Regions from separate parts of the Homo sapiens genome. Here region 2 is linked to region 1. A link is a loop called in an ENCODE intact Hi-C map of the cell type or tissue named here. Cell type or tissue: GM12878. All regions are shown on one strand.

Region 1 (5,000 bases):
AGGTTCTATGAGAAAGAATGATTAAAAATAAACAGAAAGGAGATGGAAGTTGATACGATTAAAAACATTTTATGTGCCTGCTGATGGACCTAAAACTGGGCAAACCTTTCTGCAAATAAAGCTCTACCTTGATGGTCTTATTGATATACCATATATACATATATATGTATGTATATAAATAAGATATACCTATATATAAAATATTTATACCTATATATGGTATATAAATGAATATAAATATAAGATATATAGGTATATATATGTGGTGTATATATACATAAATATGTTTGTGTATGTATAATAAAAGACATTACTCTCCATTGAAGTGTTTACTACATTATGTACTATCTTAAAACAAAACTTCCCACAGGTGTCAGTACAAACATGCATTTGTTCATTTATTCATTCATTCAACAGTTTTGTTGATTGTTTGATATATGTCAGGCACTTTTCTAGGTGCTCAAGACACAACAGTGAACAAAACAGACAACAATCTCTCTGACTCAATGGAACATGCATTTTAGTGGAAGGGAATGTCAATAAAGAAACGTCTAATATCTAGAGTATTAGAAACTGGTAAGTGCTAGGAAGGAGGAAAGGGGGCCAGGAAATGATGTGATGTGTGCTGTTGTGGTGGTGGGGCATGCAATTTTAGATTCAGTGGCCAGGAAAGGAGTCACTGAGAAGGCAACTCTTGAGTAATTACCTAAAAGGGGGTGAGGAAGTAAGCCAGGTGGGTATTTGGGAGAAGTGAGGTAGGACAGTGTGCATAGCTCTTTGGAATGTGCTCCTCATCCCTCATGTTTATTACGTTGGCCAGACCAGCAGGTTGGGCTTTCAGTGGCCTGTTTGATCAGAATCTGCAAATGTTTCCTGTCTTTGGATAGTTTCCCTGACTAAATCTTAGCCTGAAGACGTATGTTAAGGGGAGAGCGTATGTTTCTTCTTGCCAACTTAGTTTTATGGAAAAGGCCCTAAGGAAAAAGCCTGTCTTTTCCTTTTCATGGGTCAGAATTTGTGTTTTGTTATTTTCTAAGCTCTAGTTTGTGGTGGAACCACCTCTCTCAGATCTTGTTTTTCCTTCAGGGCACAGTGTATTTCTCACTTAAGTAGTTTATGCAGTCTTATCACAGTGTCCCCTGCATGGGGACCTGATAACTTACTCTGATTGATAACGGAAGGGCTTTTCTGTCTACTTCTGTCTCCTTGATGGCTTCCTTATCTGTTGTCCTGTAACACTAACTGTGAACTCATTTCATTAGGTAATGAAATGTTATCTTCTGTAATTGCTTATTTGTGCAGCAGTCTTGTCTCTGCAACTGGAGAGGAACTTTAGGTTCTTTCTGAACCTTAGAGTACTGGCTCATAGTGCCTGTGCTATAACCATCATTGATTGCTGTTGGTCAAAGCACCTGACTTTTTGGGGTAAGTAAACCAACATCTTGCTTTTCAGTGTTTTGTTTTTCTGGATTACCCATCTATGCTTTGGGTTTAATGCTCCTTAGGACTTGGCCTTAGTATGCTGCTGGAGAGCCCAAGGGAACAGTATATTAGTAAGGGATGAATTCTTTGTGAATTCTTAAATCTTCCATTGCGAAGATCTTTGTACAGAATACTGGTTCTGTTTATATTGACAGTTCTTCAGAGAATTGTGTGTTGACTGTTCATGGCAGAAACACCATAAGTTAATTGCTGTTTCAAATTTCATTGACACTTTCCCCCTCATTTGGAGGTCATTTCCTCAAAAATGTCGTTGTCCACATGACAGTTTGTGTATGCTTAATAAAAGAGAATGACAAACCCAAGTTCAGCTGTTGTTACTGGACTGGGTGGTTTTTAGCTCCTCCCACAATGGGCAATAATCAGTTTGGGGTCTCAGCAGAATTATAAATACCTGCATTTCATAGTCTTCCTGAAGGAATTGCTTTACTTGGAATACTGTAGTTCAGACTGCTGATGTACCGTGCACTCCTTTCTCTTTGATGATCAGCTCTGAAGTGCACCAATTGGAGAGAACTCTTGAATAAATGCTGTCACTTGTCACATGTGGTCACTTTCTGGGGACTGTGCATGTGCCAGTGGGGGCCATCTAGAAGCCACCGATGCCCACTAATATAACAAAACTCACTGGGTTTGCTTCTCTATAATGATGTTGGATTGCTTTGCTGGAAATCCTTACCATCTTGGTTTCTCTCCTCTGTTTCCTGTAAACACCAAATAAAAGTCCTTGCATACAAATGTTACCATCTTTGGAAAAAAAAAAAGTCCTTGTAGTTGTTAACAGTTACAGAAAATATAACCTGAAGACTTGGAGTCAAAAAACAAATCCCTGCCTTCCCATACAGTCAGTACCAGCTATAAGCTAATTAAACTCAACTGTTCCCACCTGTTCCCGGGGAGGCCTCTAACAGTGGCACATGCTTTTCTCTTTGGGACTTAACATTTTTCAGAACTCTTTAAATTTCATTTTCTAGGCCAGGCATGGTGGCTTTTGCCTGTAATCCCAGCACTTTGGGAGGCCAAGGCAGGAGGATTGCTTGATTCTATGAGTTTCAGACCAGCCTGGGCAACATGACAAGACACTGTCTCTACAAAATAAACAAACAAATTAGCCAGGCGTGGTTCCAGGCACCTGTGGTTCCAGCTACTCAGGAGGCTGAGGTGGGAGGATCATTTGAGCCTGTGTGGTTGCGGCTGCAGTGATCATTGTTTGCACCACAGCACTCTAGCCTGGGTGACAGAGTGAGACTCTTGTCTCAAAGAAAATTTTTTTTCATTTTCCATTGACACCATACTAAACAACGTGTATTTCCAGAATCAACCTTTATTTCCCTAAGAAAATGTAGATTGTGATGTCCCTGGTGAGCAATAAGTTAATATTGGCTGATAGTATTTGAGCAGCAGTGACAGATAGGAGGAAGACAGGAGGGAAGAGATGGGAGTGTTGCTGGGGGAGTGGGTGTGAAACCATAACACACATATATGGTCACGTACACATCTGTAGTTTACTCAAATGGCATTTTCACAAAGCACAGTAGTGTTGCAGGTATCCCCCAGTGGGCACACAGAGCTTTCAGTCCTCACTGTGTGAAACTTCTCATACCTTTGATGTTGAATTTAAGTTCATTAGTGGCTCCTATAGCATGTCAGAGGTTTACCTCACTTGGTTCCTGACTCAACTCTGAAATGCTGAGTTTAGGGTGGATTTGAAGTGTCACCTTCGTCTCTACTTTCTAAGAGTCAGTAAAGAGCTGCCATGATAGTTAATCCTATAGTGCCTCCAATGAAGACTTAAATATACTTACTAGCCCAGACTTTGCTTTATCATTCTCCTGATCTATTAGTTTTATTCCTGTTGACAGCCAAAATGTAGGATCATGAACCCCACAGTTACATGGATGGTGACAGACCTGAGTTGTTGTCGAGAATCGTGCTGAGTTTTGTTATCACATTTCTTGTCTCGATTTGTAGCATCTCTGGATTTTACTTCTTTACCAGAATAGTGGTTATCAAAGTGTGGTCTTCGAAGCAGCAATATCATCATCATCTGGGAACTTGTTTGCAATGCAGATTTCCAAGGCTCTACCATGACTTCCTGAATCAGAAACCTTTGAGGAGGAAGCCAGCAATCTGTGTCTTAACAAGCCCTCCTGTGATTATACCCAACTTTAAGAATCACTACACAGACAGACGTTGCTTTCCTTTTAGTCTCTTGAGCTTGTAACAGTTGATATTTTAACTTTTATATGAGAGAGGACAGTTATATCTTCCTTTAAACTCTTATTTGGTGCAGTTGATTGTCAGATGCAGAGTGCTGATGTGAGGATGGACTGTGAATATGATCCACTGTGGCAGTGTTTATAGTCTCAGCCCAATGCCTTGTTGACTTAAGTAGCAGCCTTGATAACAGGAGATAAATCTGCAAAGATACTGTGAGGTTACATGGCAAGGCTTTTAAAATACACCAACATTACATTTGTGGCAAGTGCTTTGCTCAATGTTGGCATTTTTGAAGTCACCCTTTACCTCTGCCCCCTGCCCAGAAATTTCCTTGTGAGAAATGTTTTTACGTTAGACAAACTGCCATGGGGGAGGATAGTCAGAAAGAGGAGACAAATAATACGCAGAGGCAGACTTTTTTTTACATTTGTTGCTCAGAAGAAAAAAATTCCAATGAAGAATGAAAGAGGCTTCATATCCTGAATAAAGTAAATGATCTGGGTAGGATGGTACAGGAATAGAATGTGACTATAAAAAAGAACCAAATTGTGCAGACAAGAAAATATGAAGGAAAAAAGAATAGGAAAAAGACAGGGAAAATGCAAATTCTTATGGAATATTTTTGCAAATCTGTGTACAGAAGGAACCAAGCAACGCAGATCAGTTCTTCTGAGGCTGGGAGTTCTAAAAATTATGCAGTATCAAGGAAGGCTTTCTTCCTGAGTCAAGTGTAGGAAGCAGAACCAACCTTTATTTCTCTATGAAGATGTATATTGTGATGTCCCCAGTGAGCAATAAGTTAATATTGGATGATAGTATTTAGGCAGCAGTGACAGAAAGTTTTCTTTCTCCTGACTGAATCTCACACCAAGGTCCCTTTTTATTTTTAATTGTTTAGTTTAATTTTTGTTTTTTGTTTTTTGAGACAGGGTCTTACTCTGTTGCCCAGGCTGGAGTGCAGTGGCGCGTTCATAGCTCAACTACATCCTCAAACTCCTAGGCTCACACGATTCCCCCACCTCAGCCTCCTGAGTAGCTGGGACTATAGGCACGTGACACCACACCTGGCTAATTTTGTAACTTTTGATAGAGACACACACGGTCTTGGTCTTGCTATGTTGCCCAGGCTGGTCTCAAGCGGTCTTCCTACCTCCACCTCCCAAAGTGGGATTACAGATGGGAGCCACCATGCCCAGCCAAGGCTTTTTTTTTTTTTTTTTTTTTTTTTTTTTTTAAACCAGCGTCACAACCACAGAAGAAAGACAAGAGGAAGATATGAA
Region 2 (5,000 bases), 120 kb after region 1:
AGAGAGGGGGTCTTGCTTTGTCACTCAGGTTGAAGTGCAGTGGTACAATCTCACTGCAGTCTGAACCTCCTGGCTCAAGCAATCCTCCCGTTTCAGTCCCCTAAGCAGCTGGTACTACAGGTATGCACCACCATGCCCGGCTGTTTTTGTATTTTCGGGGGAGGCAGGGTTTTTCCATGTTTCCCAGGCTTGTCTCAAACTCCTGAGCTCAGAGAATCTACCTGCCATGGCCTCCCAAAGTGCTTGGATTACAGGTGTAAGCCACTGTACCTGGCCTGCTTTTCAGTTTTTCAGTAAGTAAATTGTGAGGCATATATGTTGATTCTTCTGGCTTTGGAAAATCCTTCCCTATACCCTATTTATGTAGACTGAATGAAATTGATAAGATACAGTATTTTCTTCCTAGACTGTTCAACACTGGCGTGAAATGGTTCTTGTGTAGGACTCCTTGCCCTCTTCCAGGTAGCTCTCTTTATTCAGTACATGTTTTACATGCATTCTCTGTGTTTCAAACCTGAGAGATGTCAGAGGAATATAAGAGATGGTCCCTATTTTCCAGGGCTTCACCTCTGGGTTAATTACTTTGGGACAGTTTAAAGTAAATAAACTGTAAAAAAATACTCTTGGAAAAGTTGGTGAATGATACGTGCTTAATTTTTCACTAATCTCCCTCGTGGTTTTTATAATGCCATGTGTTTTTCTTGGGAGGGTTTCCTTACAGCTGTATTTGTGATCTTGGGCTAGAATTTATGAGCTGCCACCATGAAGGTCTGCCTCTGGCTTTGGCATCAGAGATGGCGAGTTGTGTGGTTTGTTTTCTTATTGTTAATGTGAGAATTTTTCCTAATCAAAATAAATGCCTATGTGTTTTTCCTGACTTTCTTGTTGGATTGACTAAGGAAGTTGTGTGAATTATAAAAATTTCTTCCTGAAATGAAGGACAAAATTTCCAAAGCAGGATGCATTGAGATTGTCTGAAGAAATGTATGTCTTCTGGTTTTAGTATTTAGACTTGAAGTTTTTTTTTTTTTTTTTTTTTTTTTAACCGTAATAACTAGGAAAAGTAGAAAAGTTAAAAGAAACAAAAAACATCACGGTGGGAAATAGAAGGAGAAAACCAGACATTTATGAAAACCATTCTGGATCTCACAGATGCTATTAAGATTAGTAAACGTTGGCCGAGCATGGTGGCTCACGCCTGTAATTCCAGCACTTTGAGAGGCAGAGGCAGGCAGATCACCTGAGGTCAGAAGTTTGAGACCAGCCTGGCCAACATGGTAAAACTCCCCATCTCTACTAAAAAATACAAAAATTAGCCAGGCTTGGTGGTGTGTGCCTATAATCCCAGCTACTTGGGAGGCCTAGGCAGGAGAATTGCTTGAACCCAGGAGGCAGTGAGCCGAGATCACACCACTGCACTGTAGCCTGTGCAACAGAGCGAGACTCTGTCTTTAAAAAAAAAAAAAAAAAAAAAGGCCGGGCATGGTAGGTCATGCCTGTAATCCCAGCATTTTGGGAGGCTGAGGCAGGCAGATCACCTGAGGGCAGGAGTTTGAGACCAGCCTGACCATTATGGAGAAACCCCGTCTCTACTAAAAATACAAAATTAGTGGGCATGGTGGCACATGCCTGTAATCCCAGCTGCTTGGGAGGCTGAGGCAGGAGAATCTCTTGAACCTGGGAGGCAGAGGTTGCAGTGAGCCGAGATCACGCCATTGCACTCCAGCCTGGGCAACAAGAGTGAAACTCTGTCTCAAAAAAAGAAAAAAGAAAAAAAAATTAGTAAATGTTGACTAGTCTCAGGGATATTTGAGCTGCACTCAGTAGGCTACTTTGCATTTGTAAAATTCTCACACATCAAATTGCATCATCTTTGGCTTTTTGATTTCATGCACGCAGTCTGTGAAAGGCTAAGCCAGGTATGTGGTTACATATAAACTTACTACCAACTAGCGCTGTCCTTTTTCTACTCCTTAAGAGGTTTATTGGGGCAATAAACTGTTGGCATTATTACTCACCTAGCATAAGCTGATCCTTTCTTTGACTGTTTTTAAGGAAGATGTTGTTTTATCTGCTAAAACAGGTAGCACGAGATTGACTTCACCAAAGCCTCTTCTAAGACTTTAGAAATGGCTTAAGCTTCGCTGCTTTCTTAGCACTTTTACTGTATAGGCCCTGGTATGTGGTATTGATACATACAGTAAGTATAAATGTGAGAAGAGAAACCACATTTTCATGCTCTTAAGTGATCCATGCTGTTTTCACTTCTCAGGGTGATTTTTGGTTGTAGCCAACTCAGAAACTCTCAATTTAATTTGAGATTGTGTGAATTGCTTTCCTAGTCTGTACACCAGAAAGAATGCTTCTCTCCTTACACATTTCGACACTTCTTAGTGAAGATCATTTACTTATAGAGTGTATGCATTATATTAGCATATGGCCTGGGTAACTTCAGACTTGTTAACATAGCGTGGGAAAGGTTACTGAAAGCATGAGGAGGCAGTATATTATCTCTCAGTTGATTTTGTACACCATTTTGAATATTTTCTGTACATTCCCTTTCCTCTAGTGTTGGTTTCTTATACTTATAGTAAAGGGAAACTGATGTTGATATTGTTCAAAAAAGAAATGAAGTGAATTTTTGTATTTTTAAAGAATAAATTAACATGCTTTAAAGTGCTTAACCAGTTGTTACAATATCAGTTATCACAGATTGGTATGCGTTGGTCCATGTTATGTATTTGCCTGAATCAACCCTAAGACTGGTTGGCTTATTTCTGCCTTTTCTTTTCCAAAAGGTATACTTGACATGAAGTAGACTGTGCCTGTTTGATTTTAAGTTTTGAATATGGTGGGAGGTATAGATTAAAGTTAATTTCTTTTGCATATGGATATTCAATTTTTCTGAAGGCATTTTTGAAAAAGCTGTCCATTCTCCACCTTTGCATTGCCTTTGTACTTTTGTAAACAATCAGTTGTCCATGTATGTGTGAGTTTATTTCTATACTCTCTATTCTGTTCCTTTGATCTATTTGTCTATCTTTATGCCTATACTATACTGTCTTTATTACTGTAGCTTGCTTTGTAGTAAGTTTTGAAGTGAGATAATGTTACATAGTTTTGGCTTTTTAAGATTCTTTTCACTAGCGTATGACTTTTAGAATCAGCTTGTCAGGTTCTATAAAGAATCTGGCCAAGATGTTGGTTGAGATTATATTGATCGTGTGATCAATTTGGGGAGAATTGACAGTTTAAAATATTGAGTTTTCAACTCTCGAACAAGGTCTATCTCTCTATTTAGATCTTACTTATTTCCTTCAGCAATATTTTGTACTTTTCAGTATATAAGCCTTTCATATATTTTGTCAGATTTATTCCTATGTGTTTCATATTTTTGATGCAGTATTAAATGGTGGTGTTTTTTAACTTTAGTTTCCAGTTCACTATCAATATGTAGAAATTCACTGATTTTTGTATATTCACTTGCATTCTGCAACCTTGCTAAACTCACTTATTAGTTCTAGTAGTTTTTTTTGTAGGTCTTACTGGATTTTCTACATGGATGATCATATTTTTAGTGAATAGAAGCAGCTTATTTCTTTCCTCCTAATCTGGGTATCTTCTCTGTCTTTTTCTTGTCTGATTTCTCTGTCAGGAACTTACAGGATCATGTTTAATAGAAGAGACAAGACTGGACACTCCTGCCCTTTTCCTGATTTTAGGGGGAAAGACAGAATCTTTTGCCATTAATTCTGAGCTTAGCTATACGTTTTTCATAGTGCCCTTTATTAGGTTGAGAATGTTCCATTCTAAGTTTGTCAGAATTTTAATCAAGAATGCATGTTATATTTTGTCAAACACCTTTTTTTTGTCTATCAAGATGATCATATGATTTTTCTTTTTTTGTTTATTAATATAGTAATACATTGATTGGTTTTTAAATGTGAAACCAAAATGCTTTCCTTGGTAAACTCTATTTAGTCATGATATATTAACTTCTAAATAGATTGTTGGATTTGATTTGTTAAAAATGTTTTAAAGAATTTTTACACCTGTGTTCATGAATAAAAATTGGTCTGTAGTTTTCTTTTGATCTATTTGTCTGGTTTTATTATCAGAGTGATGCTGGCCTCATAGGAAAGGTAGGGAAATATTCCCTTTTCCTCAGTTTCTTAGAAGAGTTTGTGTAGAATTGTTATTATTTCTTTTGTCTTTTCTTTTCTTTCTTTCTTTCTTTTCTTTTTTTTTTTTCTTTTTTTGAGACAGAGTTTTGCTCTTGTTGCCCAGGCTGAAGTGCAATGGCGCAAACTCAGCTCACTGCAACCTCTGCTTCCTGGGTTCAAGCGATTCTCCTACCTCAGCCTCCTGAGTAGCTGGGATTATAGGCATGCGCCACCACGCCCAGCTAATTTTGTATTTTTAGTAGAGATGAGGTTTCTCCCTGTTGGTCAGGCTGGTCTCAAACTCCTGACCTCAGGTGATCCGTCTGCCTCTGCCTCCCAAAGTGCTGGGATTACAGGCATGAGCCACCAGGCCCGGCCTGTTATTTCTTTCTTAAATGATAGGTAGAATTTGTCAGTGAATCCATCTGGGCCTAGAGTTTTCTTTCTGTGGAAAGGTTTTAAATGAAATATTCATGTTCTTTACTAAATATTGAACTATTTATGTTATCCATTTCTTCTTGAGTCAGCTTTGGTAATTTATGTCTTTTCAAGGAATTTTTTCATTTTATCAAAGTTGTTGAATTTATTGGCATAAAATTCATATAATATTCCTTCATTATCCTTTTATATCTATAGAATCTATGGCAATTCTATATCTGTTGATAGCCTCCTTTCCTCCCCTCTTCTCTCTCTGTCATATCAGTATGACTGGGAGTTTATTAATTTTATTGATCTTCTTGAAGAACAAGCTTTATTTTCATTGATTTTTCTCTGTTGTTTTATATTTCATTGATTTCCTTCTTTCTGCTTACTTTAGTTTTACTTTGCTTATTTTTC

What was found. A loop is a pair of places that touch in the nucleus more often than their neighbours do. Peaks named below come from ENCODE experiments on the same cell type or tissue, not always from the same donor. Only the 100,000 strongest peaks of a DNase experiment are listed, where the experiment ranks them.
Region 2: it touches region 1 in a loop (8-fold over the local background); 2 of 110 quality-filtered maps call a loop at or near these places.

What each region holds. Positions count from the first base shown.
Region 1 is chr7:69,801,275-69,806,274 of GRCh38, forward strand. The region is part of intron 1 of AUTS2 (activator of transcription and developmental regulator AUTS2); the gene reads left to right. Among named protein-coding and RNA genes, the nearest start is that of AUTS2, 210 kb to the left of the region's middle. RefSeq lists an enhancer at 2,859-2,908. In GM12878, no CTCF peak of the experiment used is centred here; DNase peaks (open chromatin) are centred at 3,067 and 3,458; H3K4me3 peaks cover 965 bases; H3K27ac peaks cover 2,745 bases.
Region 2 is chr7:69,920,310-69,925,309 of GRCh38, forward strand. All of the region lies in intron 2 of AUTS2 (activator of transcription and developmental regulator AUTS2), which reads left to right. Among named protein-coding and RNA genes, the nearest start is that of AUTS2, 320 kb to the left of the region's middle. In GM12878, no CTCF peak of the experiment used is centred here; DNase peaks (open chromatin) are centred at 1,922 and 2,362; H3K4me3 peaks cover 493 bases; H3K27ac peaks cover 2,981 bases.